Regions from separate parts of the Homo sapiens genome. Here region 2 is linked to region 1. A link is an interaction called in ENCODE POLR2A ChIA-PET data of the cell type or tissue named here. Cell type or tissue: PC-9. All regions are shown on one strand. Each heading gives the region's core, and the rest is flanking DNA. Links, peaks and the distances in the headings are about the cores only.

Region 1 (15,662 bases), core at 5,166-9,165:
AGGGAGCATGCACAAAAGTGATATTTGCTATAGATAAAGCAGAATAATCCACTTAGGTAGAAAAGTCTGAACTTCAAGGTAAAGAAGGGCTGGATTTGTGCAGATATGGCTGCAAAAGTCTGGAGAGGAGAGGAAGCAAATCAGTAGAGTGCGTCTAAGAATGGGAGATGCTATGGGGAAGTAAAGTAGAATTACTGATGAAAGGAGTTAGGCTTTTCTATCAGGAAAATGCCCCAGTGAGACCTGAAAACTTCTAATTCATCTAGTTTGGTAGCTGTTCACCTTCAATTAGATGTCAAGGCCTAGACCAAGGTCCTGATAACAGTAGCCATGGCCAAATGACCATCAACACTCCTTCCTCACTAGGAATTTTGTTTTTTTTTGTTTTGTTTTGTTTTGTTTTTCAGACAGAGTCTTGTTCTGTTGCCCAGGCTGGAGTGCAGCGGTACGATCTCAGCTCACTGCAACCTCCGCCTCCCGGGTTCAAGCAATTCTCCTGCCTCAGCCTCCCAAGTAGCTGGGATTACAGGCATGCACCACCAAGCCCAGCTAATTTTTGTATTTTTAGTAGAGACAAGGTTTCTGCATGTTGGCCAGGCTGGTCTCAAACTCCTGACCTCAGGTGATGCACCTGCCTTGGCCTCCCAAAGTTCTGGGATTACATACATGAGCCACCATGCCTGACCCCCACTGGGAGGTTTCTAATTCTGTAATGAATGTATAGAATTGGGAAATAAAGCCATTGAACAAAGAATGCTTTGGTTTGCTGGGCTTCAGGCAAAGAATAAAGCCCTTTGTTTTTCTGTGGTTCCACAATCCAGGAAGGTTGATACTCATTTTCCTCCAGCTGGGCAGACACAAACCCATGAACATAATTCTGGTACAAGACAGGCCATAATAAGCAAAGCCTCGGAGGCATAATTTTGAAAACCAAAGCCAGGATTGAGGCTCTGGCCAGGAAAAGGCCTTATCTCATTGCTCCAACCTCTGCTAGTTCGCCTTCTCCCAAGCTTAGTTCCAAGTTCCTAAAGGGCAGTGGGGGTGTGTGTGTCTGTGTGTCCGTATTGGTGTGTACTTTCATTTAGTGCCCAGTGCAAGGCACGTGGAAGGTATTCAGTGAATGCTGGTTAAATGATTCACAGTTTGTTTCCCGTGATCTTTAGCAAGAAGCCAGCACATGGTAGGCACCCAGTACAGTTTTCTGGAACACATGAATAAATAGTCAATTCATTTATTTAACAAATCTGTATTGAGAGTCTACTTTGCACCAGGCACTATTCTAGATGTTTGTGCTGTGTTAGTGAATGAAACAGACAGAAATCTGTGCTTCACTTAGAAATAAGGAATATAGATACATGTAGATATATTGAAACATGAAGTTCTCCGTGTTTTTTGTTGTTGTCATCCTAGTCTCCTGTAGGATTTAAATGAGGGTAGATACGGATCTTTTTATTGTTACTTTATTAGATTTTTAAATTCTACAAGTAATATGTAGAGACATTCTCCTTGTAAATTTAAAATCTATATTTAAAATAAACTTTGACCACCCCCTAAGTGCTTCCCTCGGGGTCACTGTGGTCAAAAGTGTGCATCAATGTCAGCATGCTCACCCTTTCCCAGCCCCGCCCCGCCCCTCCCCCTTCCTTTCCTTTCCTTTCCTTTCCTTCTCTCCCTTTCCTTTCCTTCTGCCCTCCCTTTCCTTTCCTTGATATAGCCTCACTCTGTCACCCAGGCTGGAGTGCAATGGCGCGATCTCGGCTCACTGCAACCTCTGCCTCCCGGGTTCAAGCGATTCTCCTGCCTCAGTCTCCCGAGTAGCTGGGACTACAGGTGTGTGTGCCACCACACCGGCTGATTTTTGTATTTTTAGTAGAGAGAGTTTTGTTATGTTGGCCAGGCTGGTCTCAAACTCCTGACCTCAGGTGATCCACCCATCTTGGCCTCCCAAAATGCTGGGATTACAGGTGTGAGCCACCACGCCCTGGTCAGCATGCTTTTCTTAAATACAAACGTGATCATACTGTGCACATTGTTGTGTGATTTACTTTTTCTCCTTCCATCTGTCTAGAAAACCTTACATTTGTACATACATGTGAGGCTTTTAATAACTGCATTGCGTTCTGTGGATGGGGATTTCATAATTGGTTAATCTTGCAGTAACGCCAGGTGGGAGTTAATTTGAACAGTGCTGCTGTGAGCATCCTCAGACGTGCTGTTGTACAGTCAGGTAAGTATTTCTTTAGGCTTGAAGTCCAAGAGGGTTGCCTGGGTTTAGAATCTGCCTCAGCGCCATTTGCACTGAGAGCACACCAGGCCGTTCTCTTAGCAGTTCTCTGGGGAACATCTCTCAGGGACAGGGACTGACCAGGACTTTTCTTCCATGCTATCTCTTATTTGTAGCCAACAGCCTCCATCCCTTTCATGTAAGCAATAAGTTCCTGCACCGCCTACCATGTCATAGATACTCAGAACATTTCCATTGAACAGAAACCGTTTTGTTCATATTAAAGTAGGATCTGTTTGTTTTGTTTGGTTTTGTTTTTAAAGAGGCTCAGTTAAATCACGTTTATTTCCGCAGCTGTGTCATTAGCCTTGCGTTGTTATGTTTAAGTGTCTACACCAGGCTCCAAGAAATGCCAGGATTTAAAGACAATTTACCCTACAGTTTAACACAGAGAAACATAAAAAGGGAGTTCTATGCGTGCAAGAGAGTGATGCCATAGTTGAAATATCACCAGCCTCTGGAATGGGCCGGGGCTGTCTGTGCTCAGATTTTCCAGCAGGTCGCGTGTGGGTCGAATGCTGAGCAGTAACCTGGGAGCAATCAGCCAAGCCCCCTGGCTCCTGCACTCCTTCACATCCAGTATGAGCCCGGTGAAATCATCCAGGCAATCAGTGACAATGCCGCCCTTCTGCTGAGGCTGATTAAAAGTGGTTGGAACTAATTTACCTTATATGACTAATTAGGGAACTGGGAATATTACTTAAAAAGTTGTTTCTGATTAGGTGTGTGATCGCCCTTCCACCCCTGCCAGCATTTTCTACGTGGCAGTCCGGCAGAGGAGACACACTGGCTGCTGTCAGTCCTTTATTCCAAGTCTCGGCGTCTTAACCCATTTTGTGCCTCGGATTCCTTCATCAAGTTGCTGAAGCCCCTGGATCCCATCTCAGAATAATATTTCTAAATACACAAAATAAAGTTCCTAGGATTTTCGAGGAAACCAATTCTATTGAAATACGGTTATCAAAATATTTTTTAAATTATTGGATATAGTAATAATTCATGTGTTGGTCTATTATATAACACAGTCTAATAGCAGAGCTAATAACTGTCATAGTTTCAAAATAGCAGTTGAGTTTAAGGCCAGGCACAGTGGCTCATACCTGTAATCAGAGCACTTAGGGAGGCTGAGGCGGGTGGATCACTTGAGGTCAGGAGTTCAAGACCAACCTGACCAACATGGTAAAACCCCGTCTCTACTAAAAATACAAAATTAGCCAGGTGTGGGGGCATGTGCCTGTAATCCCAGCTACTTGGGAGTCTGAGGCAGGAGAATCGCTTGAACCCAGGAGGTGGAGGTTGCAGTGAGCCGAGATCGTGCCACTGCACTGCAGCCTGGGCAACAAGAGTGAAACTCCGTCTCAAAAAAAAAAAAAAAGAAAAAGAAAAAATGGCAGTGAGTTTAAACCATACCCTGAATTAATCTGCAACAAGTGTGATGTGATGGGAAAAAAAATCCATGTGATCTCTGTTGGTGTGAAATTCAAGGGGGTTGTTAATACCTCTGTAATTTCTACTAACTTCATAATAGAAGGAAATGCTAAATATCAGAAGTTCATGAAAAAACTGGTTTCCTCCCATCGAAGTTCACAGGATGAACCCCAGATCCCCATGGCCCCAGAATAAGAGCCCACACCTGTGTGTACATACGCACATACTCTTGTTCTTTGACTTTTTGGAGGTACCTTTTCATGGTCAACATGTGGCTATTTTAATTGACCAAAATATAAACTCAATGGTGAAACTGTACCTTTAATTAAAGGCCAGAAGTCTTAATCGTAGCTAGAAAAGTGTGGATATTTGATTATTCAATGAAAAGAAGTAGCAAGAGCTCAATAATAGGGACTAGTTAACAGTTGCCTTTTGATTAGGTTAAAAATAAAAAGCATAATCTTTCCGTCTGGGTTCCAGTGTTTAGATCAAAAAGTGAAAACAGAGAGCCTCGCCTTATTTATTTGTTCAGTGAAGCATTTGAGAAGGCTTAAAATGAGCAAAAGCACACAGTAGAGAAGAAATATGTCAGGACCAAAGAAAATAAAAGTTCATATAGGAAGACAAAACCGCAGGGCGAAACAGAAAGGTCTTAAGAGTCCTTTTGGTTGATAGAATTCAGTTGAAGGTTCAGCCAGAGAGAGGTTGTCAAAGAAACAACATCTTATCCGTATCTAAGAGGAATTCAGCTTTTCCTGGAAAATCTTATCTTTAAAGAAAATTTTTATGAAACTTTCCTTCTGGGGCACTAAGTCATACAGTGTCCAATAGGGCAGGGGTTTTTTTGTTTTTTGTTTTTTGAGTCAGAGTCCCAATTTGTCGCTCAGGCTGGAGTGCAGTGGCGCGATCTCTGCTCACTGCAACCTTCCTCCTGGGTTCAAGTGATTCTCTCGCCTCACCCTCCCAAGTAACTGGGACTACAGGTGCCCACCCCCACACCCAGCTAATTTTTATATTTTAGTAGAGATGGAGTTTCACCATGCTGGCCAGGCTGGTCTCAAACTCCTGACCTCAGATGATCCGCCTGCCTCAGCCTCCCAAGTGCTGGGATTACAGGCATGAGCCACTGCACCCCAGTAGGGCAATTTCTCGGCGTAGGTTTCTTTACCTGGGTGTGAGCTCCATGGATGGGCTTCATCCAGCCAGTGGGCCCTGTCAGCTCTGCAAAGTCCAGTGTGTTTGCATAGATGCTTGAGGTCGTGATGATGCTCTGGGGACTGCAGTGGGGAGAAGGTCCACAGCTCTCATCAGATCCTTCAAGGACCTGGTGATGGTTCAGTTTACGTGTCTGCCTGGCTGGGCTAGGAGGTGCCCAGATAGCTGAGAAGACATGATTTCTGGGTGTGTTCGTGAGGGTGACTGAATGAAGAAGATATGCCTTCACTATTTTGGGCAGGCATCATCCAATGCATTGAGGGTTTGAATAGAACAAAAAGATGGAGAAAAGATGAATTTGCCTCCTGTTTGAGCTGAGACGTCTACCTTCTCCTGCCCCTGGACATCGGCACTCCTGGTTCTCAGACCTTTAGATTCAGACCAGCACTAACACCATCAGTTTCTCTGATTCTCAGGCCTTTGGATTTAGACTGAATGAAACCCCCGGCTTACATATGGCAGATGGTGTGACTTCTTGGCCCCTGTGACCCTGTGAACCCATTCCCTTACTAAGCCTCCTCTTACATATCTGTGTATCTCCTATTGGTTCCCTGGAGCACATGACTGATACAGGCTCCATGACTCAAAAAAAAAAATGAGGACCTCTGAGCAACCATGGAGCCAAAATGACTTGGGATCTGAATGCTCTTGTGTTCTGCTCCCACCTGGGAATGCTGTCGCTCATAGCAGACCATGATTGTAGAGGCCGTTAGGCAAATCGGCTATGGCAGTCTGATCAGAGACACCAGACCAGCCCTCTGAGCAGAAGAGTCCTAGAGCCTACCTCCTGTGCTTCCTTGGAGTTTTCTGTTTTTGCTTTTCTTTTTATTTGAGACGGAGTCTTGATCCGTCACCCAGGCTGGAGTGCAGTGGCGTGATCTCTGCTCACTGCAACCTGCGCCCCCCTGGTTCAAGCAATTCTCCTGCCTCAGTCTCCCAAGTAGCTGGGATTACAGGTGCCCGCCACCACACCTGATATGGTTTGGCTCTGTGTCCCCACCCACATCTCATCTTGAATTGTACTTCCATAATTCCCATGTGTTGTGGGAGGGACCCAGTGGGAGATAATTGACTTATGGGAGTGGTTTCCCCCATACTACGAGATCTGATGGTTTTATCAGGGGTTTCTGCTTTTGCATCTTCCTCATTTTTCTCTTGCTGCCATCATGTAAGAAACGCCTTCTGCCTCCCAGCCACGTGAAGCTGTAAGTCCAATTAAACCCCTTTTCCTTCACAGTCTGAGGTATGTCTTTATCAGCAGCACAAAAATGTACTAATACAATACCCAGCTCTCTCTCTCTCTCTTTCTCTCTCTCTCTCTCCCTCTCTCTCTCTCTCTCTCTATATATATATATATTTGTATTTTTTTTGTAGAGATGGGGTTTCACCATGTTGGCCAGGCTGGTCTCGAACTCCTGACCTAAGGTGATGCACCCGCCTCTGCCTCCCTTTGGGGTTTTCTGGAGCTAATGAACGCCTTCTGCAGAAGTTTGCACAATCCCCTGGCAAATCAACATGCCATAGACAAAGCGAGTGTCTTTCTAGCTTGTGCTTAGCTGACTGGATTATTTACATCTTCTTTTTCATTGTTTTTGCTCTAAACACTCATTTCCTGGAGTTAGAACATTTTGCCTCCTTGATGGGCCTATTTTCTGCAACGAAATGAAGCACTGAAAAGGAGCATGATCCCAAAGGGGTTCAATTATCAGGTAATTGGTCAAGTGATCAGAATGTGGAATGAAAAAAAATAATGAGAGGTTGGAAAATGGCGCATTTGAATGCCAGAACGGGTGAGGACATATATTTCGCGAACCCAGAATTTAGAAAGTCACCTGCATGTTTCAAATTCTGTATGGTTTTTCCCCAGTTCCTAAGTAGTTTATTGGAAAGCCATGGTAGGTTCTATTCAATATGTATTATTTGGTTTGTAGAAAAAATTTACCATTCCCTTCTTTCTTTATATATTATTTGAGTGAAATACCACTGTCATCATCCATAAATATTCTTGTGAAGAAATTTTGTATTGATCTGCAAGGTAGCAATGTAACAAATTTCACTTGGATAATATACCTTTCTTAATGTTTTTTTTCCCGAAAGCACATTAAAGCATATTTTATATCATACAAAGCTGCCTATTATGTCAGACAGTTAAATCTCTTTTATTAATTATATCCTAAGCAGGTTAACAGTACAGATTCAACAAGAGTTGCTATAAATATCTAGCAGCCAGCATAATCAGCTGTAGCTGTTAGCTGCAAAATTAAATGAATCTTGTCTGATAACATGTGTAATTTAAAAACTGGTAGAACGTGATGAAGCTTGAGCTGTTAGCAGTGTGGGGCTGGATCACTACCTGAGTAACGTTTATGCCTGCAAAGTTTTAGATCAATGAATTTACATACCTTCATTAATTAGGAAGAGATAATGAACAGCATTAGAGATGGAAGGGATTATGGCTCCATAAATTCTCTGGGACTAGATGAAAGTAAATGTGTTTAATCAAAGGAATAAATCATTTACTTGAGTTCCACTCCAGACTTCTTAGGTCACAGTGTTCCCAGTGCTAGCGGGGACATAGTTCATATGACAGACATGGTTTACAGCGTGACACTCTTCTGTTCCACCAGTCACTGCTCATGACCTTGAGGCTGGCAGGTGAGGTCAAGTTGTTTGACTTTAATTCATTTACTCATTTGTTTCTCTGATGGGAACCGAGGGGATCTGCCTATGTGTTTGCCCCTGCTTAGCAAGAAACAAATACGGTGTCTGTCCTCAGGACACTTACAGGCTAGACAGGCAGAGTCATGAGGCATCAAGAGGTACAAATAAAACAAAATGGTGGCTCTGAGCCTGTGATACCCAAGAGGGTGGGAGGTGGTTGAGTTAGAGAAGGCTCCGTTGAAACTGGAGCACGACTGGGTGGCTCCCACCAGGCTCATGGTTTATTAAAAATTCAAATCAGGCCAGGCGCAGTGGCTCATGCCTGTAATCTCAGCACTTTGGGAGGCTGAGGCAGAAGGATCACTTAGGTCAGGAGTTTGAGACCAGCCTGGGCAACATGGCAAAACTCCAACTCTACAAAAAAATTCAAAAATTTGGCCAGGTGTGGTGGCTCACGCCTGTAATCTCAGCACTTTGAGAGGCCAAGGTGGGCAGATCACTTGAGCTCAGGAATTCGAGACCAGCCTGGCCAGCATGGTGAAACCCCTCTCTACAAAAAATACAAGAATTAGCTGGGTGTGGTGGCATGTGCATGTTATCGCAGCTACTTGGGAGGCTGAGGCACGAGAATCGCTTGAACTTGGGAAGTGGAGGTTGCAGTAAGCTGAGATCGCACCACTGCACTCTGGCCTGGGCGACAGAGCGAAACTCTGTCTCAAAAGAAAAAAAAAAAAATTAAAATCAAACAGTACCAAAAGGTATCCAGAAAAAACCTTAATGTCCCTGTCACCATTGACCTGCTTCTCAGAGAAAGCTACAGTTAATGCTTTTTCATGAAAAATTATGGAAACTTGTCAAGTATGGGTACACTTGCATGTGTAGCTTTTTGTAAAAAAAAAAAAAAAAATGCAAATGGGAGCAAAAAAGACACAATGTTTAAATACCTTGTTGTTGTCCTGGTCTTTCCATAGCAGGATATGCAGATTTGTTTCACTTTTTTCAGTGGACAAAATACCAGCTTGTATTAGGTTGGTGCTCAAGTAATGGCAGTTTTGCCATTACTTTCAATGGCAGAAACTGCAATTACTTTGGCACCAGTTTAGTATTTGAGGCTCAGACTGTGTCCGAAGTCCTGCCAGAACCAGCACTGCAGGGCCCCTCCTGGAGTCCATACGTTTGTGTACATGGGCAGCAGTTGAGAACTGGCCTGTGATGTCAGATGGCTTAAATTCAGATCCTGGCTCTCTTGTTTCCTGGCCAAATAGCTTTGGGCAAGTTATCTAATCTCTCTGTAGCTGAATTTCCTTATCTGTAAAATGCAGATAATAATGGTACTCGCATCATAGGTTTCTCATAAGACTTAAATGAAATAATCTATAAAAGTGCTTAGAATATTGGCTGGCATTTAATACAGCCCAATAACTACGATTACTTCTATTTTTAATAATGACTCTATTGAGATTGAATTCCATACCATGCCACTCATCCATTTCCATTCATTGGTCTTTTGTGTATTTGCTGAGTTGTGTAATGATCACCAAAATCAGTATTAAAACATTTTTACCAAGGCGAGCCATGGTGGGCTCATGCCTGTAATCCCAGCACTTTGGGAGGCTGAGGCAGGCCTCGGGAGGATAGCCTGAACGCAGGAGTTTGAGACCAGCCTGGGCAACATAGTGAGACCTCATTTCTTTTTTTTTTTTTTCAAGGTGGAGTCTTGCTCTTGTTGCCCAGGCTGGAGTGCAATGGCACCATCTCGGCTCACTGCACCCTCCGCCTCCCAGGTTTAAGCAATTCTCCTGCCTCAGCCTCCCAAGTAGCTGGAATTACAGGCATCCACCACCACACCCGGCTAATTTTTGTATTTTTTAGAATAGAGATGGGGTTTTACCATGTTGGCCAGGCTGGTCTTGAACTCCCAACTTCAAGTGATCCACCCACCTTGGCCTCCCAAAGTGCTGGGATTACAGGCGTGAGCCACCGTGCCCGGCGCAAGACTTCATTTCTACAAAAATTTTTTTTTTTTAATTAGCTGGGTGTGGTGGTGTGTACCTGTAGTCCCAGCCACTTGGGAGGCTGAGGTGGGAGGATTGCCTGAGTCCAGGAGGCAGAGGTTGCAGTTAGCTGATATTGTGCCACTGCACTCCAGCCTGGAGGACAGAGTGGAACACTGTCTCAAAACAAAACAAAACATTTTTATCAACCCAGAAAGAAACTCCGTCCCTGTTAGCTGTCATTCCCTATTTCCCTTCACCTCCGACTCCAGCCCTAGGCAGCCACTAATCCACTGTCCGTGTGTAGATTTGCCTATTCTGGATATTTCATATAAATGAAATATACAGTATGCGGCGCCTTGGGATCGACTTCTTTCACTTACCATGATGTTTTCAGGGTTTATCCATGTTGTAGCTGTTGTTGAATAATATTCTACCATATGGATATACCACATTTTATCTATCTACTGCTACTACTTTTTATTATACTATGAGATAAATTCTTAGAAGCAGATTGTTGATTAATTTGAATCACTTTATTCAGATGATAACATTAAGGAAAGTGGAAATTAGATTCTTGCCCTGACATACAGCATAACTAGTACAATATCATATTTTTACCTCCATTACTAAATAATATCCCTAGTGGTCCAAGAAATTGAATTCACCATCTCCGTGGCGTTACCCTCTTCCCCCGACAAAGAAGTAAAAATAAATGAGAGAGTATTTTTAATGTGGAAATTTAAGTCCCAGGGGACTAAGCAGAAGAGGGAGGCCCAGTTCCCTGCCCTTGGGCAGACCCCAGGCTGTCCTCTCAATTAGCCGAGGATATGTTTATTTTAAGACTGTAACTCTTCTTTCCATTGTTCCCATTTAAAAAAAAAATTTACCTTTCCTATGGTGCTGACATTGTTCACTTTTTTTTTTTTGGAGACAGAGTCTTGCTTTGCTGCCTAGGCTGGAGTACAGTGGTGCAATCTCAGCTCACTGCAACCTCCACCTCATGTGTTCAAGTGATTCTCATGCCTCAGCCTCCCGAGTGAGTAGCTGGAATTACAGGCACGTGCCACCATGCCCGGCTACTTTTTGTATTTTTAGTAGAGGTAAGGTTTTGCCATGTTGGCCAAGCTGGTCTCGAACTCCTGATTTCAAGTGATCCGCCCGCCTCGGCCTCCCAAAGTGTTGGTATTATACTATGAGCCACTGTCCCTGGCTCACATTTTTTATCCAGAACATGTTGTCTGAAGATTAAGCCCAAACTTTTGGAAAATAGGAAGCGATTTTACTAGTGTAGTTCCATTGCTGGTATCCATAGCTTTTATTTATTTCTGGTTAACTAGTCTCTTCACAGGGACACCATTTTTCCTGATTGATTCATTATCATTGGGTAAACCTAAGCGGCTACTAGAAATTGAGAAGAGCTTGTTACTAATGTAAATAATAGTACTCGTCATAGTATAGAGCCACAAAGATTGCTGTTTTATTATGAAATAGTTGTACTTTTATCCCTTTTTGCAGATGACCAAACTGTCAGGTCAAACAACTTGCCCAGCACCGCCCAGCTGATGGGTAGTGACCATGTGCTTCCAGCCCATCTCAGAAACTCAGAACTTCTCCTCTTTTCTTTTCTTTTTTTTTCTTTTTCTTTTTCTTTTTTTTTTTTTTTTTGAGACAGAGTCTGGCTCTGTCTCCCAGGCTGGAGTGCGGTGGCGCAATCTCGGCTCACTGCAACCTCCGCCACCCGGGTTCAAGCAATTCTCCTGCCTCGGCCTCCCAAGTAGCTGGGATTACAGGTGCCTGCCACCACGCAGCTTGGCCTCTTTTCTACCCCTGTTTGCCAACTTAAAGCCATCCAAGGGGGAACTCTTATCCGCTGCCTTCTGATGGGCTGAGGCTGCATGCAAACTGGAGAAACAGGAACTGAAGAAGACAGGTGTTCCTCACTGGAACTTAATGACAGCCAGCCTAAGATGCCCTTTGGATCTGTACCTACGTAGTACAAAATGATCTGTCACTATGTCTCCATCAGGGCAAAGCCACATGTCTGCAAATGGAAGCAGGGGATGCCTAGTTACAGTCCAGGCCATCCTGCCAGCCCTGGGCCACATCAGCATTATCAGGTTTGGGTTAGTAGGATGATCCTGGCCTGGGAATTGCTTCTCTTTGTTTAATAGACTAGGGCAGCAGTACTCAAAGATGTCACATTTTAAAACTTTACTTATCAGTAAATTAAAAACTGTCCCCAGAGTCCCTGATCTAGGGATCTCTAAACACTTGTTACACGATGCAGGAGATTCTAAGTGCTTCTGAACAGGAGACAGTTGTGTCATTTTCGATGCCTAGGCCTGCTGACAATGTACCTCAGCAACAGCAGGCCCCCAGTAGCATATGACCATATCAGTACAGCAAGGCCCCCAGTGCACCCCGGGAACACCAGGCCCCCAGCAGTAGTATATGACCGTAGTACAGCAGTCCCCGGATTCCAGTAGAGATCACCATGTCCATCTTGTCCAGAATCTCAGCATCACCATCTTAAACTCTTTGTTCTTTCTGAGACACGTAAAATTGTTTCTACCTGTGAAGGGCAAAGTTAGCAATCAATTATCATCATCCTTTGGTATCCATGGAGGATTGGTTCCAGGACCCTCCCAAGGATACCAAGATCCACCAGTCCTCAGGTCCCTGATATAAAATAGTGTGGTATTTGCATATAACCTATGCACACTCTCCTGTATACTCTAAATCATCTATAGATTACCTGTACCCAATACAGTGCTACACATCACTTTATTCTTACGGATTCAGCGTCATACTCAGCACACAGCAAGTTCAAGTTCTGCTTTTTGAAACATCACGGAATTTTTTTTCTGAATATTTTCAATCAGCAGTTGAATCCACAGACGTGGAACCCACAGCTGCCATTGGAAGGATGACTTCATTTAGAAAAGACAGAACAAGGAGCTTTCAGTGGTTGTCCATTTGTCCTTTCTGACCTCCCAGTACTTTGGTATTCCCTTCTGACTTTTGGAGAGTTTGCCCCAGTATTAGTCTGTTTTCACACTGATATAAGGATACCACCTGATACGGGTTTAATTGTCTCACAGTTCCACATGGCTGGGGAGCCTCAGGAAACTTACAGTCAAGATGGAAGGCAAAGGAGAAGCAAGCACCTTTTTCACAAGGCGTCAGGAGAGAGAGCACAAGGGGCAACTGCCCAACACTTTTAAACCATCAGGTCTTGTGAGAACTCACGCACTGTCATGAGAACAGCATGGGGTAACCACACCACCCCCCGACCCCATGATCCAATCACTTCCCACCAGGTCCCTCCCTTGACACACGGGGGTTACAATTTGAGATGAGATTTAGGTGAGAACACAGAGACAAACCGTATCACCCCTTGAATATATTCACCTGCTTTGTGGTATAAACCACCTGCATGATGAAAGCTAGATGGCCTGATGGCCTCTCTGCTTTCTTTGCAGTTAGGACACAGGCATGTATCCCAGGCCCTAGTACTCAGACTCACCTTGAACCAGACTTTGAGCCTTTAGTGAGTGACACAAAGGAGAGGGCAGGATCCATGCTGGTGAGGAAAGTGGCAGCAGAGGCGGGGATCCCAGCATTGTTATTGTCCAGCACCTGCCATCAAGCGGGGCTCTGTGCCTGGGCTTGCGTTTCTCCCTGGGAGCAGTTTTGCATGTGATTTCCGGACTGCTTCTGCTTTAAATCTGGTTCTCTAGCACTTTTTTTTTGTCTTTTTTTTTTTTTTTTTTTTTTTAGAGACAGAGTCTTCGTCTGTTGCCCAAGCTGGAGTGCAGTGGTGTGATCATACCTCACTGTAGCCTCTACTTCTTGGGCTCAAGTGATCCTGCTACCCTAGCCCCCTGAGTAGCTGGGACTGCAGATACATGCCACCATGTCCAGCTAATTTTAAAATTTTTTGTAGGGATGGGGTCTTGCCGTGTTGCCCAGACTGGTCTCAGACTCCTGGGCTCAAGCGATCCTCCTGCCTCTGCCTCCCAGAGTGCTGGAATTACAAGCATGAGCCACCACACCCAGCCTCTATTTTTGTTGTTGCTGTTGTCATTGCTGTCATCATCATCATCATCATCGTGTCTTATTACTAGATTCAGCTGCAGTTCCTGCCTTCTTCCTGAACACTGCTCCAGAAGTACCAGTTTGTGGCAATTCCTTCTACTTGTAGTAAACTGTATAATCAGCCTACTTTATTAACACAGTGCTTTGGCCAGGCTTTCATCTCTTGCCATTGATCTCAGGCACATGATCTAATGGTGAAGAGTCTGGGTTTTAAAGTCAGAAAGTGAAGACATCATGGAAAATAGTGCCTTGGTCAGTGGGCTGGTGGGAGGCTGAACTGAAGTCATGAATGGGAACAATGCCAGGCATGTGACAGGCACTCAGTAATTGTCATGGCTATGAGTGATGGCGTTTCTTGTATTCGCTTCCAGCTTGTGGGCTTCTTGGATAGGTTCTCTGCCATTTATCTGATTGTATCCCAAGTACCTGCCTCACTGTCTGATGACACATCATAGGCGCTCAAAACATACAGGCTTTTTGGAGATTGGGTTTAAAACTCAATGTCATTTAGGAGCTATTTGTCCACAGGCATGCTCCTGGACCCCAATGAGCCTCTGCTTCCTTATCTGTACAGCAGGGGCGATGATATCTGTATTCCTCGGTTGCTTGGAGGATTAAACAAGATTATAAATTGCAGGGCCTGTGAGGCACACTGGGGGTGGCAGTAATGGAGTGATGTCATGGCTGTTTTCCTTTATCCTCACTTGACATGGTGTTCAACTGCATGGTACTGTGTCCCTTTTCCTGCAGGAAGGAAAAGTATGGGAGATAGAAAGGGGCTTTGTTTTCTCTTTCTTTGACTCTCCAGCTCTTATTCAGAATATTCCAAAAGCTTGCCTGGAGAAGCAGGGACAGCCAAAATGCCCTATGACAAAGAGTGGATACTTAATTGCATGATTTGCCTCAATAATGTGTTCTTCTTCCTTTTGTTGCCATATATTTTGCTCTGTTTTAGAGCAGCTGTAGCTATCTCTCAAATTTATTTGGAAACATGGTCTTTCCAGCCAAATGATCTGACACCCCACCGTCTCCTGTAAATAATTACACAATGTTTTAATCTGGCAACATGTGACAGCCTGCTAGAAGGACTTGTCATCCTTTTTTAAAAGGTTGCCATTAGGACTGGTCTGGCAGATTGTCTGAAAGGCATGAAGTCCGTTGCGGATGCAAAGTGTTACTCGCTCACAACACATACGCTGCTAAGGCCCCCAGTGTGCCTGCTAGGAAGAATTTGTGCAGGCACGGGCCCCCTTACATTACTTAGCAGTCTTCCCTTTGCAGTTTCCCCGGTGTGAATACAAGAGGTACAAACAGGATCCATGTGGAATATCGATGCCCAGGATCTGAGGCTCTATCTGTAAAATACAAAACATTCAAAGGGAAGCCAGTAGAGACATTCAATTTTGTGGGTTTTATTTTCCCCATGTAAGTAAGATCCCCCTGTGCAGTTCTGGTAGGCAAACCCTGTAGGCCGACTGCATTATATTGGGCCCTTCAAATTTGTAGTAATGCTTGTAGTTATGCTTTGGAATCTGTCTTCTTCCAAATTAGGGTGACCAACCAGCCTGGTTTGCCCAGGACTGTTCTGGTTTTAGCACTGAAAAGTCCCACATCCTGGGAAACCCCTCAGCCCTGGGCTATAACTTTGTTGGTCACCCTCGAGGTGCTATAACTTAGTTGGTCACCCTCGAGGTGCTATAACTTAATTGGTCACCCTCGAGGTGCTGTAACTTAGTTGGTCACCCTCAAGGTGCTGTAACTTAGTTGGTCATCCTCGAGGTGCTATAACTTAGTTGGTCACCTCGAGGTGCTATAATAGGGTCCTACCTTACTTACCCTGATTCTAGTTTGTGAAGATAAACGTTTTTTCACGGGATTGAATCTAAAAATTTTAGAAGTAAGATGTGGAAAGTTGTTGACATCATTTAACATGGATGTTTAATACTCTCTAGGGGGAAACACTTTTGGGAGAGCACTGT
Region 2 (15,662 bases), core at 5,132-9,131, 180 kb after region 1:
GAAATGGAGAAATTGTGTCTTCTGTGTCACTCATGCTGGGAGCTGTAGATCAGAGCTGTTCCTGTTGGGCCATCTTGGTTGTCCTCTTTGTATTTTTAATAGAGACAGGGTTTTACCATGTTTCCCAGGCTGGTCTCAAACTCCCAAACTGAGGTGATAGGTCTGCTTCGCCCTCCTGAAGTGCTGCGATTACAGGTGTGAGCCACTGTGCCCAGCCTGCATTAGCTATTCTTATGCTCTCCCTCCCCCACCCCCACCACAGGCCCCAAAGTGTGAGTTGTTCCTCCAATGTGTTTATATGTTACCATTGTGGAGCTTTCACTTATAAGTGAGGATATGTGGTATTTGGTTTTCTGTTCTGTGTTAGTTTGCTGAGGATAATGGGCTCCAGTTCCATCCATCTTTGCAAAGCACATGATCTTGTTCCTTTTTATGGCTGCTTAGTATTGTGTTCATATACCACATTTTCTTTATCCAGTATATCATTGATGGGCATTATGCACATTTAAATATTCCTGTGGATGTCTTGTCTTGGACATGTGAGCTAAATTTTATTGGCTATATACCTGACAGGTGGATCACTGGATCATAGGATAGGCATCTATTCAACCTCAGGAGACAGATCAGTCTTCCTAAGATCTCCTGCCAGGGGTGTATGAGAATTGCAGTTTCATCATATCCAGACCAAAACTTACTATTTCCTGCCTTTCTTCATTTTCAGATTTTGATGAGTATGAAGTGCTGTTTTAATTTGCATTTTCCTGATGACTAATGACTCAATGCTTTTTCACATGTTTATTAGCCCTTTTTTTTTTTTTTTTTTTTTTTTTTTTTGGTGACAGTCTCACTGTTTGCCACGATGGTATGCAGTGGCATAATCTTGGCTCACTGCAACCTCTGACTCCCAGGCTCAAGTGATTCTCCTGCCTCAGTCTCCTGAGTAACTGGGACTATAGATGCCTGCTACCACACTTGGCTGATTTTTGTGTTTTCAGGAGAGAAGGGGTCTTACCGTGTTAGCCAGCCTGTTCTTCAACTCCTGACTTCAAATGATCTACCTGTCTCGGCCTCCCAAAGTGTTGGGATTACAGGCATGAGCCACTGTGCCTGGCCTATTAGCTATTTTTTAATGAAGTGTGTCTTCAGGTCTTTTGCTCATTTTTCTATCAGGTGGTTGTTGTCCTCATTGCTTTGCAGGAGTTCTTTATTTCCTGGACCTAAGTTGTTTATGCAATAGGATATTGCGAACATATTTCCCTGCCCTTGGGATTGAAGGTCGTTATTTGTATTTGCTTTCTGTTGCTGCATTAAGAATTACCACAAACATAGCAGATAGAAACAGCCTACATGTATAGCTGTGTAGACTCAGTTTATCAGAGTGTGCCTAGGTTCTCTGCTCAAGGTATTATAAAGCTGAACTGAATCCTCACCCGGAGGATATAAGGAGCAAACTTCTAAGCTTTTTTTTTTTTTTGTGGGAGAAGGAATATCCCTTTGCTGCCCAGGCTGGAGTACAGTGGCACAATCTTGACTCATTGCAACCTCCACCTCCCGGGTTGAAGTGATTCTCCTGCCTCAGCCTCCTGAGTGGCTGGGATTACAGGTGTGCACTACCATGCCTGGCTAATCTTTGTATTTTTAGTAGAGATGGGGTTTCACTGTCTTAGGCTGGTATCAAACTCCTGACCTTAAGTGACCCACTTTCCTCAGCCTCCCCAAGTGCTGGGATTATAGCCAAGCTCTTTCTTGCCACTTGCAGGGTTCTGTTCCTTGGAGCCAACAACCATGGTCCCTGTTGCCTTGCTGGTCATCAGTTGGGGTGGCAATTAGCACCTTAATGTTACCCATGTTCCTTTACATACAGCACCCTCCATCTGCTAAACCAGCAATGGGACTTCAAATCCTTCCCACACTTTGAGATTTTGGCCACTTCAATCTGTGAGCCCTTGGCTCAGGCAAGTACGCCAGGTCCCCCAGATAATCTCCTTCTGGATTAGCTCAAAGTCAACTGATTAGTAACCTTAATTACATCAGTGAAATCCCTTTTGCTTCCACATAAGGTAACATAATCACAGGAATCCCATCAGGTTCAGCTCACTCTAGAGCATCCATTGGGCTGTCAGTCAAGAAAAATGATGAGACAGGTCTCAATCATTTTAGGAGGTTTATTTGCCAAAGATAAGGATGTGTGCCTAGGAGACAAGTCTATGCCTTTCTCTGAAGATGATTTTGAAGGCTCCAAATTTAGAGGATATTAAGAAGCACACAGTTGTCATGTAAGAGCTGGGAAGGGAAAAAGTCATTTGTGCCTTTGGCTCAGTCAATCTGCGTTTTTTACATAAGATGGCAGATAATTGGGGCAGAGGAAAAATACAGGGAATCTACATGTTTACATAAGATAACAGACAAAATGGGGCAGGGAACAATCAGATACGCATTTGTTCCTGGTGGGCCCTGGGTGACTGCACCTCTGAAGATGAGCTATCAATTTACATTGCCGTGGGGACATTTTAACAGAAAGACCTTAGGGTTAAGGATCTTGGAGCTCATAATTTCTTCATGGGTAAAATACGGAAGAGGCTTGTAGCTCTTAATCTTGTCACCATCTTGTTTAAGAAGGAAAAGGGGAGACAGGTTTGCGTGACCCAGTTTCCAGCTTGACTTTTCCCTTTGGCTGAATGAGTTTGGGGTTCCAAGATTTATTTTGAGAGATGGAGTCTTGCTATGTCACAAAGACTCGAAGTGAAATTGTGCTATCTTGGCTCACTACAACCTCTACCTCCCAGGTTCAAGTGATTCTCCTGCCTCAGCTTCCCAAGTAGCTGGGACTATAGGCGTGTGCCACCATGCCCAGCTAATGTTGGTATTTTATCTTTTCATTTAATTTTTCATAGAGATGGGGTTTCACTATATGTTGGCCAGGCTAGTCTTGAACTCGTGATCTCAGATGATCTGCCTGCCTCAGCCTCTGAAAGTGCTAGGATTACAGGCATGAGCCACTGCACCCTGCCTTGTTTTGTTGAACACAGGGTCGCACTCTGTGACACACGCCTGGAGTACAGTGGCATGATCATAGCTCATTGCAGCCTTGACCTCCTGAGCTCAAGCAGTCCTCTTGCTTCAGCCTTCCGGGTAGCTAGGAGCACAGGTCTCCATGCCTGGCTAACATAATTTTTAAAACCTTTTTGCAGAAATGAGGTCTTGCTATATTGTCCAGGCTGGTCTCAAACTCTAGGTCTCAAGTGGTCCTCCCGTCTTGGACTCTCAAACTCTGGAATTACAGGCATGAGCCACCATGCCTGGCTGGATCTGGATGTATTTTGATAGGAATTGCTGACAAATCAGGTGTGTGAGGTGTGAAAGGAAGGACTGAAAGCCAACTCCAGTTTCTGGCCTACTCACTGCAGTTACTCAGGGACTCTGGGAGGGGAAGATTGGAGGTGGAACAGGTTTGAGAGCAGGACTAGGAGCTCCCTTTGGAAATACGAACTTTGAGAGGTTGAGATGCCAGGCAGCAGTGTCAAGTGAGCAATGAAAATACAGGTCAGTAGTTGTGTGAAGAACAACAGGGATAACCCGTGTGAATTTGGGGATCAATAGGTTGTGGCCTTAAGTTAAAAGCAGGAGGCTGAAGTCAGGCGCAGTGGCTCACACCTGTAATCCTAGTGCTTTGGCAGGCCGAGGCAGGTGGATTGGTGGATTGCCTGAGGTCAGGAGTTAGAGACCAGCCTGGCCAACGTGGTGAAACCTTGTCTCTACTAAAATACACACCCATACAATACTGTCTCGGCGTGGTGGCCTTCACCTGCAGCCCCATCTACTCCAGAGGCTGAGGTATGAGAATCTCTTCAACTCAGGAGGTGAAGGTTGCAGGGAGCTGAGATTGCATCACTGCACTGCAGTCTGGGTGACAGACTATCACCCCCCAGAAAAAAGGCAGGAGGGGAATGTGGAGGGTGTATATGGAAAAAACTGAGGATACTGTAGGTTATGTTGCAATAACAAACACCCCCAAAGGGCATTGTTTTCACATAATAAATTTGTTCCTTGCTTGAGGTATCCATTCAGTACAGGCCAGCTTGGGGGGCTTTGGGCACTGTGGCTCCCCTGGGAGGAGGCTGGTGGAGGGTCTCCACATGAGCTTGGTGATCATCACCCACAGCAGAGGGAAGGGAAGGTAGATCCCACACCAGCCTTCTGAGCTCACACCTGGAATGGACATAGATGACTTCCTTTCAAATGTTATTGGCCAAACCAGGATGCCTGACTACTTCTAACCTCACAGGGTGCTTAGAAGAAAACCGGAGGTATCAACAAATGGCACTCGTGAATGATACAAAAGGCATAACCTATGCTTGAAGCTTTCTGCAGATCATTCACTGAAATATTTGAGGGTGAACTGCTCTGCCAGGAAGTTATTCTAGGAGCTGAGAGGGCAGCACAGAGTAAGGTGAAGTCATCACTCTAACTCCCACTTAGCTATTTGGGAATACAGCAGTGCGTGTGGTGGTTTCAGACAGAATGATGAGGGAAAACCTCCCTGTGATGAGTTGAACAGGGTGAGGAGGATTCCATAGGCACAAGTGTTTAGGTAAGCGTCACCTTGAGCCTGGGACATGCTGGGTCTGGGGAGGAGGAGAGATGGTCGTGGTGGGCAGGAACCGGGACCACCTAACACCAGTGGGCTGCAGTGGTGGGCTAATGTTTCAGTCCAACCCTGCAGGCAGCTTTGAGTTTTCAGCACAGGGAATGATCTCTGATACTTTTTTTTTTTTTTTTTTTTTTTTGAGATGCAGTCTTGCTCGGTTACTCATGCTGGAGTGCAGTGCACCATCTTGCCTCACTGCAATCTCCATGTCCCAGGTTCAAGTGATTCTCGTGCCCCAGCCTCCCGAATAGCTGGGACTTACAGGCGTGCGCCACCACACCCGGCTAGTTTTTCTATTTTTTAGTAGAGACAGGGTTTTGCCATGTTGGCTAGGCTGTTCTCGAACTCCTGACCTCAGGTGATCCACGTGCCTCGGCCTCCCAAAGTGTGCTGCGATTACAGGTGTGAGCCACTGCCCCCAGCCTCTGATTGTTTTACAAACATCACTGGCTACAGTGGAATATAAGTGTGATAAGAGAATGAATTATTGATACATACAACACTGTGGACGAATCTCAAAGATTATGTTGAGTAAGAGAGGCCAGACGGGACTGTTTGCACACTATGCGATGTGATTTACATGACATCCGGGAATAGGCCAACTCCTCCATGGTGACAGAAATCAGGAAGCAGCTGCCTTGCTGAGTTCAGAGTGGGAATTAGCTGGAAAGGGGCGGCAGGGAACATTCTACGGTGGAGGATGCTGTATTTGGAGGAAGTCGCAAGCATATGTATGTACAGATGACATATACATACCTATACCTATTTAACCTACAGCTTATGGGGTGGGCCCATTGGCTTAGGCCTGTAATCCGAGTACTTTGAGAGGCAGAGGCGGGGAGGATCGTGTGAGCCCAGGAGCTCGAGACCAGCTTGGGCAACATGGCAAAACCCCAAGTCCACTAAAAATACAAAAAATTAGTCCAGCGTGGTGGTGTGTGCTTGTAATCCCAGCTACTCAGGAGGCCAAGATGGGAGGATTGCTTGAGCCTGGAAGTTGATAGCACCATTGCACTCCAGGCTGAGTTACAGGAGTAAGACTGTCCTAATACACACATACATATACACACATGTATATACATGTGTGTATAGTGCTTATGTGTTTGCATGTTAAATTTACATCGTATGGAGGTATATGTGTGCATATAAAATATGTGGTGTCTGATGGGGAAATAAAGGTACGGGGATAGGGCAGAGATCAGCAGAAGGCTTTTAGCGTGTCTCAGCAGATGCTCACGGTGACCTAGAAGAGAGCATGGCAGCAGAGATGGAGTGATGTAGATGGGTGTGGGTGGAGAAGTGTGTTGGGGTTTTTTTTTTCCTTGGAATAGAGTCTGACTGTCACTCAGGCTGGAGTGCAGTGGCGCAATTTCAGCTCACTGCAACCTCCACCTCCCGGGTTTAACCAATTGTGTCACCTCTGCCTCCCAAGTGCCTGAGACTACAGGCGTCCACCACCATGCCTGGCTAATTTTTGTGTTTTTAATAGAGATGAGGTTTCACCACATTGGAGAGCCTGGTCTCTTAACACCTGACCTCAGCTAATCCACCTGCCTCAGCCTCCTAAAGTGCTGGGATTACAGGTGTGAGCCACCATGCCTGGCCAAGTTAGTTTCTTTTTAGGGCTGTTGTAACGCATGGCCATGGACTTGGTGGCTTAGTGGAAGTTTGTTCCCCAGCAATTCTGGAGGTGAGAAGGCTGGAATTGCGTTGTGGGCGGGGCCCTCCTTTCTGTGAAGACCCCTTCTTTGGCTTCCTGTGGTTTCTGCCAGTCCTAGGCATTTCTCAGTGCAAGGATGTGTGGCTCCAGGTTCTATCTGTCTCTTTACCAAGACTTGGTCATCTCTATTTCCGCAGGGTCTGTCTTTTTACGGAGCCTTGGTCATCTCTATTTCCATGTTCTGCCTTCTTAGAAGGGCTCTGAGCATTAGATGGAGGACCCACTCGAATTTAGTATGACTTGACTTTAATGTAACTATATCTACAAAGACCTATTTATCTATTTCCAAATAAGGTAAAATTCTGAGGTTCCGGGAGGACCCCTGGATCTTATGGGGATATTCATCAACACATGACAGGTATTGCATGTAGAGCAGATGGGACTTGCTGATGTGTTGGGTATTGTGGGAAGTCGGTGAAGGCAGAAGAGTCAGGTATGACTCAGGTGTGAGCTTGAAATGCTGGGTGGAGGTGCCTGTACCATCATGAGAGACTGAAGGAGCAGGGTGGGGGAGGCCTCAGGGTTTCTACTTGAGCCATGTTACATCTGAGATGCCTAGGAGATATCTACATGGGAGAGTCTCAAGTGTATGGGCAGTGTTGAAAGCAGCAGATAAAACTGGGAAAGGATGTAGACAAAGGGGCCAAACACCCAGCCTTCAGTCCTTACCCTTGAGAGGTTGCCAAATAGAGGGAGACACGGAAGTACAGCAGCGTTTGTGATCCTTCAAACAGAAACAAATGCAAGCTACAGTAACAATAGTCAAAGAAAAAAGGCAGATAAGGCCTGCCGTGGTGACTCAGGCCTGTGATCCCAGCATTTTGGGTGGCTGAGGTGGTTGGATGACCGGAGGTCAGAAGTTCAAGACCAGACTGGTAAACGTGGCAAAGCCCAGTCTCTACGAAAAAACAAAAATTAGCCAGGCGTGATGGCATGTGCCTGTAATTGGGAGGCTGAAGCACAAGAATTGCTCGAACCGGGAGGTGGAGGTTGCAGTGAGCTGAGATGGCGCCTACTGCACTCCAGCCTGGGTGACAGTGAGATTCAGTCCTAACTTTTCTTTTCTTTTTTTTTTTTTTTTTAAGACATTGCAGTTGCACTGCAGAGAAATCAAAATCACTTTCCATGGGTTCATGTATCTTGATGAAGCAGCCTACTCGAATTCAACTAACTCATTTCATGCAGAATAGGGAAACACTTCTGGTTTTCAAAGAATGAAAAAGCTGTTATGGCTACTGAGGGGCTGAAGCAGGAAAATTGCTTGAACCCGGGAGACAGAGGTAGCCGTGAGCCGAGACTGCTACACTGCACTCCAGCCTGGGTGACAGTGAGATTCCGTCTCAAAAAAAAAAAAAAAAAAAAAATTACGATATTCAGTCTCAGAACATTTTGAGCCTTGGGTGGATTGGGATGTTGCTCTTGCTCTTCCTCCTCAGGGTTAAGTAACCACAGGAGGGACACTTAGGGAAAGCCCCTCTTCAGAGAACACAGGATTCCCCTGGCACAGGATACAGGGGTGTCCTAGATTTCTGCTACTATGAACCCTTGTCCTTGGAGGCCGTCTGTGTCCTTGGAGGCAGTCTCTGGGATGCTTTTCAGGGATGAGGGCAAGCTGAGATCCCATGATCCAAGGAGGCTTTCTTGCTTTTTTTTTTTTTTTTTAAGTCTTGCTTTGTCACACAAGTTGGACTGCCGTGGTGTGATTATGGTTCACTGCAGCCTCAACCTCCCAGGGCCCAGGTAATCCTAACTCAGCCTCACAAGTACCTGGGACTACAGGCATGTACCACCACACCCAGCTGTTTACTTATTATTTTGTAGAGATGGAGTCTCACTATGTTGTCCAGGTTGGTCTTGAACTTCTGGGCTCAAGCAATCCTGCCTTGGCCTCCTAAAGTGCTGGGATTTACAGATGTGAGCCACTGCACCCTACCCCAAGGAGGCTTTTGAGATCCAGATAAACCCCCATCCCCTGGTTCCAGTCCTGGTTCAGGGTTTGTAGCCACCTGAGCTGGGTTGTCTACACATGGCAGAGGCTTGGAAGACCAACATGTCACCCCCTTCCACAGAGCAGCTGCTCCCGACCAGACATGAGGCACATGCAGCCATCACTGAGACACAGTGGGTCAGGGTCTTGGCTCTGAGCTGTAACAGCTGAGGGCATAGGGTCTAGTTGGTGTTTTCACAGCCAGCCTGTCGGAAATCTCGTGGATGGCGGTGGGATAATTATGCTTTTTCACCAGGAGAGAGGGAGAGGAGCCTAACAGCAAGTAATCGTTACTTAGTTCATTCATTCACTGAATTATTCATTCACTTAACTGAGTGTCTATTATGTTCCGACAATGGTGAATAAAACCAACACGGTCCCCTCCCTCTCCAGTCCTTTGGGTGATGCTGGGGTGTGGTCAAGTGTACAGCCCACCAAGGAACTGAGCTGGGTGGGTTTTTAGTGTCACTCTGGGAGACTAGGAGCTGAGGAAGCAAAGCTGGCCGGGCTGAAGGCATGGAGAGCTGCTGCCACCCAGACAGCCTCACCAGAGTTGGAGGAGGGTGGCGGAGGGACGCAGGGTTGTCAACCTCTGGTGACTGGGTTTTACCATACTCAGTGCCTCTGTCACCCATGGTGATGATGCTGATGTTTGCGAGGCAGAAGGTGGCCTCCCTGAGCTGCAGGCTGCACTTGTGTCCCGGGGTGACAGCTTGGCAGGTCACTGCAGGGGGACTGACAAATTCCAAAGCCTGTGCACACAGGACTCACCTTACTGTTTCCCAGAACTCCTGGTTCTGTAAAGAGCAAGAACACGGAGTAATACTGCTCCTTTTAGGAGAAAGGGCGGGAAACGGAACAGGCAGACCTGGCAGTTGGGCGTCTCATGGAGAAGTAAGGACGTCCGCGACATAAAATGAATATTAGAAGAAACTAGTTTTTTTCCTAGAAAAGGCATGTCTTCGTTGAGCTGCTCATCTCTCTGTGCCCATAATACCTTGGGGAGTGAGTCAGGTGTCCTGGGGGGCAGTGGTGAGGCTGGGATACAGCAGTCTCGATTCCCCCCAACCCCAACCCCAACCCCAACCCCAACCCCAACCCCACAACACGCTGTCCTTGCACTTAAGTCCACCATTCAGTGCTGTGTGGTTTTGAGCACGTTTCACCACCTCTCTAGGCCTCAGATTCCTTCCAGCATTGCTGTAAGTCTTGTAACGGCTTTGAAGGGTAAACATCAAGGGCTTAGTAGCCCAGGATCTGACACACAGTAAGTGCTCAATAAATAAAAATAATCATTAGCAATACAGGGTGTCCTGAAATAAGTCTATGGGCCTTTGTCTGCTGCGGTGGAACGACTTAATGGGACTATCCAGTCTCCACACCAAAGAGGATCGGACTGACCATCCATTGAGCACTTACTGTATGCTTGATGCTCCATTGCCTCATTTGTTCCTCCCGACAACCGCATGAGGTGAGTAATGCTGTTGGTCCCATCTGACAAACAGGCCTCGAAGGATAGCGTCCCTGCTCGAGCCATTCTCCATGTCGTTCTTGAGTCTTTCAGCTGCTTTTAGGGTTTTTTGGTTTCTATGTAATTTACCTTCTCCAAGGCTCAGTTCCCCCGTTGGGGAAAATGGGGGTCGAGAATTCCTGCCTCGTGGGACTGAGGGTTTTAAATAAGAAAAGGTGGCCAGCGGCTCACTGGTGCGTTCACTGTCTGAGATGTTTCTGGCTCCCGGGTTGTGCCCCAGGCATCTTGCCATGGACCAGGATTGGGGTCAGAGCAGAGAAAGTGGAAGAATGAGCTAGGGGAAGAGTGTGAGGCATTGAACAACAGCTGTGTTCACAGATGTGAGAAGACCCTTCAGAAACGCTTGCTTAGAGACAAACGGTGTTCTGAGCACTCTCTACATCTTACTCATTTAATACAATGACCAGCAGGAAGGTCATTTTCCAGATTGAAGACATTGAGGCCTGGAGAGGTTGATAGACAAGGCTCAGCTCCCATAGCCAGGTGGGGCAGAGCCAGGCCTTGGTAGGAGACCCCCACCTCAAGCCCTTGACTCCCTTGCCACAGTCAGTGCCTGTTTGTTTTTTGAGACAGTCTCACTCTGTTGCCCAGGCTGGAGTACAATGGCATGCTCTTGGCTCACTGCAACCTCTGCCTCCTGGGTTCAAGCAATTCTCCTGCCTCAGCCTCCTAAGTAGCTAGGATTACAAATGTGCAACGCCGTGCCTGGCTAACTTTTTTATTTTGAGTAGAACAAAGGGTTTCACCATGTTGGCCAGGCTGGTTTCCAACTCCTGACCTCAGGTGATCTGCCTACCTCTGCCTTCCAAAGGTGCTGTGGTTACAGGTGTGAGCCATCACGTCCAGCTAGTCATGAGCCTTCTCATGCGTGGGCTTGCAAGGGGTTCCATTCTTTAATCTGATTTTTCTGGTCTGAACATAATGTTTGAGAGGGTGGCCATGGGGAACTGTGAAGCGCTGGCTGTGTCATCAGAGGGAAACCCCCTTTGCAGTGGGCTGGTTTTACGGAGGAGTCCTGCCACCTCCCCAGGGTACTTAATCGACCTCCTCATGGCTGGCAGCACATCAGAAGTCACGTGGTCCAGCCCTGTCTTGGGTGGTAACTCCCATCTATTCTGTGTGATCAAAAAGTTGACCTCTTGCCATAAGCTGCTGAACAGGCCTGTGATAAATGTTAACCTTGTTTGACTTAAAATCTCCAGCAAACTTGGTTGGCCGTCCCAACTGGTGTCAGACCCAGTTAACAGCACAGGATAGGAAAACAATCCCACGTTTCTTTCACCATCCTCCTAGCTGCCCTTTCACTCAGTGGTCAGGGCTAAGATTTTGGGATGGAAAAGCTTGGGTTTGAATCGGCAGTAATGCTGCGTCAAAGCTGTGGGCACGTGGGCAAGCTTCTTGCCCCTCTGGGCTTCAATCTCATCTGAGAAATCGGGGTGATGACTAGGGATTTCACTGTGGTAAAATACACGTAACATAAACTGTCTCATGTTACCTATCTGGTGAGGGTGCTGTTGTGTGGTATTCGGTACATTGAAGTCATTATGCAGCTGACACTGTCGTCCATCTCCAGAACTACTCCATCTTCCCAAACAAACTCTACACACATTAAACACGAACTTCTTATCTACCTTTCCTCCAACCCCTGGCCACTGGCACTCTACCTTCTCTCCCTTTGAATTTGGCTCTTCTAGGAAATGCCATATGTGTAATCATACAGAATCGCTCATTCTTTGTGACTGGTTTATTTCCGTCAGCATAATGTCCTCGCATTAGTCCGTTCTCTCATTGCTATAAAGAACTGCCTGAGGCCGGGCACGGTGGCTCCACACCTGTAATCTCAGCAATTTGGGAGGCCATGGTGGGTGGATCACCTGAGGTCAGGAGTTGCACAGCAGTTTGACCAACATGGTGAAACCCTGTGTGTACTAAATACAAAAAATTAGCTGGACATGGTGGCATGCACCTGTAATCTCTGCTACTCGGGAGGCTGAGGCAGTAGAATCGTTTGAACCCAGCAGATAGAGGTTGCAGAGAGCTGAGATTGTGCCACTGCACTCCAGCCTCGGCAACAGTGAGACTCAGTCTGAAAACCCCAACTACCTGAGACTGGGTAATTCATAGAGAAAAGAGATGTAATTGACCACAGTTCTGCAGGCTGTACAGGAAGCGTGGCTGGAAGGCCTCAGGAAACTTAAAATCATGGCAGAAGTCGAAGGGGAAGCAGGCACATCTCATCATGGTGGAGTTGGGAGAAACAGCAAAGCGGGAGGTGCTACACACTTTTAAATGACCAGATCTCGTGAGAACTCTTGCTATTGAAAGAATAGCAAGGGGGAAATCTGCTCCCATGATCCAATCACCTCCCTCCCCCAACACTGGGCATTACAATTTAACCTGAGATTTGGGTAGGCACACAGAGCCAAACCATACCAGTCCTCAAGCCTTATCCATGTGTCAGCATTGCCTTAATTTTTAAGGCTGAGCACTCCTCCCTTGTGTGGAAAGAGCCGGTGTTGTTGACCCATTCATCAGGAGGATGATTTTTAGGACGAGATGCTATGTCCTGTTTTTGCTGTAGAAAATGTAATCTAAATCCTTTAGGATAACCTCAAACTGTGAATTCTTTTTTTTCCTTCAACTTGTAGGTTGAGAGGTGCAGGTTTGTTACGTGGGTAAATTGGGTGTCGGGGGTTTGGTGTAGGGATTATTTTGTCACCCAGGTAAGAAGCCTACTCCGTTAGGTGGTTTTACAACCTACAAGGAGGCCCCACTGTCTGTTGTTCGCTTGTGTCCATGTGTACTTGATGTTTAGCTTCCACTTGTGAGAACATGTATTTGGTTTTCTGTTCCTGCATTAATTCTCTTAGGAATAACAGCCTCTAGTTGTGTTCATGTTGCTGCACACGAAGTGATTGTTTTTTTATGGCTGCATAGTATTCCGTGGTACCACATTTTCTACGTGCCATATAGTTTTTATCCAATCCATTGATGGGAACCTAGCTTGATTCCTTGTCTTTGCTGTTATAAATTCTTTAGGTGCCCTCAGCAGCATCACAGATGACACACGTCTCCCAATAGTGCACTTTGTTGTAGGTATTTGAAACACCTTTCCTAATTGCCCCTCCCCAGGCCTATCTCATTGTTTCTGGATCCCAGGGCTCAGTGTAGGGCTGGCATGGAGCAGGGGTGGTAGGGGGCGTGGAACACCTGCTGCTATGATGCTGGCCACACTGCCTCCCTCAGCCGACCACTGGTGGCTGCTTTTGAGGAGTCACTGGATGCCTGTGTTAGCCCTGGGGTTGGCACTTAAAGGGTGACATCTAGGAGGAGCATTAGTTCCCTGCCTTTTCTGGTTTCCCGAGGCTGCCTGCATTCCCTAGCTGTGAAGGCCCTTCCACCATCTTCTAAGCTAGCAGGGTGGCATCTTCAAGTCTCATACTGTCCCTTGTCTCTCTCCTTCCACCATCACGTCTCCTCTCCTGACTCTTCCAAGGACTCTTCTGATGCCACTGGGCTGCTTAGATGATCGGCGGCATCTCCCCATCTGCAGATCCTCCAGTTATTCCCATCTGCAAAGGCCCTTGCACCATGTGTATTGCTTCCTGGAGGTGCTGTCATGAGTGACCATAAGATGGTGGCTCAAAACAAACAAATGTATTTCTACTTCTGAAGGCCAGGGGTCTGAATTCCAGGTGTTGGCAGTGCTGGCTCCTCCTGGGGCCTCTGAGGGCGGGTGCCCCGTGCCCCTCTCCTGGCCTGTCATGGTTGCCGGCACTCCTGGACGCACCTTGGGTTGTAGCTGCCACACGCCAGTCCCTGCCTGTCTTCACAAGCTGTTTTCCCTCTGTCCAGATTTCCCCCTCCTGGCAGGGACACCAGTCACTGGATTGGCACTCACTCAAATACAGTGTGACCTCATCTTGATGACATTTGCAAAGACCCTCTGTGTCCAAGTAAGGCCACACTCAGGTTCTAGGCAGGCATGAGTTTTGGGGGACACTGTTCAACCCCCTGCCCCTTGTAAGGTCATACATTCACAGGTTTCGGGGATTTGGGTGTGGGTGTCTTTGGGGCCATTGTTGGGTCTGTCACAGATGGCATGTCACAGATGTATGCAGACTCTAGGAGGAACACTCCGTGTGGAGAATCCAGGCTGCCTCGGCCTGTCAGTCAGTCATCAAGGTTCTCAGAGGTCCCGCTTCACACACAATGATGCCTCAATTACCCATCACTTACATGCATGTCGGAAAGAATCCTCAGAATCCTCAGCTATAGATGGTGGGGCATTAGCGCAGGCTTTGAGGCCACTCTCAGGGCAAGTTTCTATGACAGCCCCCCACATCCCTGCCCCTTCATAGCAGATTTTAGGGTTCGGTTTTGTTTTGAGACGGGCTTGCTTTGTTGCTCAGGCTAGAATACAGTGGTGTGATCACAGCTCATGGCAGCCTCTGCCTCCTAGGCTCAAGCGATCCTCCCATCTGTCTCCTGAGGAGCTGAGACACAGGCATATGCAACCACACCTGGCGTGTGTGTGTGTGTGTGTGTGTGTGTGTGTGTGTGTACATGTGGTTGTGTTTTTTTGTAGAGATGGAATTGTTACTGTGTTGACTAGGCTGGTCAAAATTCCTGGGCTCAACTGATCCAACCCATCTTGGCCTCTAAAAGTGTTGGGATTGCAGGTGTGAGCCACTGCACCCAGCCAATACTTTTTAAAGCACTGTCTGCCACGGCAGAGGTCACCAGGAGCAGAGCAGGGCAGGAGTCCTACGGAGGATTGTGGTCGAGTGACTGATCCAAACCAATGTTAAAGGTCGCAGTGGTTGCTGCGTGGAGAGGAGCCTGAATGGCAGTGTGATGGCACGGGGGGTGACTGGGGAGGACAGTGTGGCACCCACATCATGAGAGGCAATGGCAGCTTTGACCATGGTGGTGGTGAGGCGTGGAGGGTGCTGGAAGCAGTCGGATCTAGATCTATTTCAGGGGTGGAACCAAGGGCAGTAGTGCACCTTACCTGTCTTGCTCACTGCCGTGTGCCCGGCAACTGGTATACAGTAGGTGCTTGTTTCTTAAGGAAGTGAATAAATAGGAACCTGGTCAATTACGAGGTAGGGGACAGGAAGAGGCAAGGACTGGTGGCCTCCACAGCTGCTGAGATGGAACCTCTACTTCCTGAGCTGGGGAGTCACGGGTAGGAGCACTTTTGGGGCAGAAAACAAAAGATGCCTTTTAGTTTGGTTTGAGATGCTCATGAAGTGATGCAAATGGAGTGTTGGTTAGGCAGTCAGAGATGAGGCTGACATAGGTTTGGGAGTTGGGTCCACAGAGCTCTGTTGCCCAATACGGGAAGACACCAGTCATACAGGACACTGAGTCCTTGAGATGCAGTTCGTCTGAGCAGAGCTGTGCAGTGCATAAAATAACACACCAGTTTGGCAGACTTAGTACCCAAAAATGGAAAATAAATCAGTAAGATTCAAAAGGATTGCGTGTTGAAATGGCAATGTCTTGGATGTATTGGGTTAAATGAAATAAACTATTACAATTATCACCTGCGTTTTAAAAATATTTTTAATGGGGCTACTAGAATTTGTTTTTGTGAAACAGGATCTCACTCTGTTGCCCAGGCTGGAATGTAGTGCTATGATCACTGCTCACTGCAGACTTGAACTCCTGGGCTCAAGCGATCTACCTGTCCTGGCCTCCTGAGTAGCTGGGAAGACAGGAGCATGCTACCATATGTGGCTAATTAAAAAAAAAAAAAAAAAAAAAAAAA

The links. ChIA-PET counts read pairs that join two places held together with the same protein. Peaks named below come from ENCODE experiments on the same cell type or tissue, not always from the same donor. Only the 100,000 strongest peaks of a DNase experiment are listed, where the experiment ranks them.
Region 2: POLR2A ChIA-PET joins it to region 1 with 6 read pairs; 2 of 35 experiments call an interaction of 5 or more read pairs at or near these places.

What each region holds. Positions count from the first base shown.
Region 1 is chr16:12,756,865-12,772,526 of GRCh38, reverse strand. All of the region lies in intron 2 of CPPED1 (calcineurin like phosphoesterase domain containing 1), which reads left to right. LOC105371090 (a long non-coding RNA gene) reads right to left here. Exons shown (of 3, transcript XR_007064993.1): 2 at 13,112-15,662; 3 at 11,978-12,157. Among named protein-coding and RNA genes, the nearest start is that of CPPED1, 39 kb to the left of the region's middle. In PC-9, for the core only: no CTCF peak of the experiment used is centred there; no DNase peak of the experiment used is centred there.
Region 2 is chr16:12,576,191-12,591,852 of GRCh38, reverse strand. The region is part of intron 1 of SNX29-AS3 (SNX29 antisense RNA 3); the gene reads left to right. Among named protein-coding and RNA genes, the nearest start is that of SNX29-AS3, 27 kb to the left of the region's middle. In PC-9, for the core only: no CTCF peak of the experiment used is centred there; a DNase peak (open chromatin) is centred at 7,132.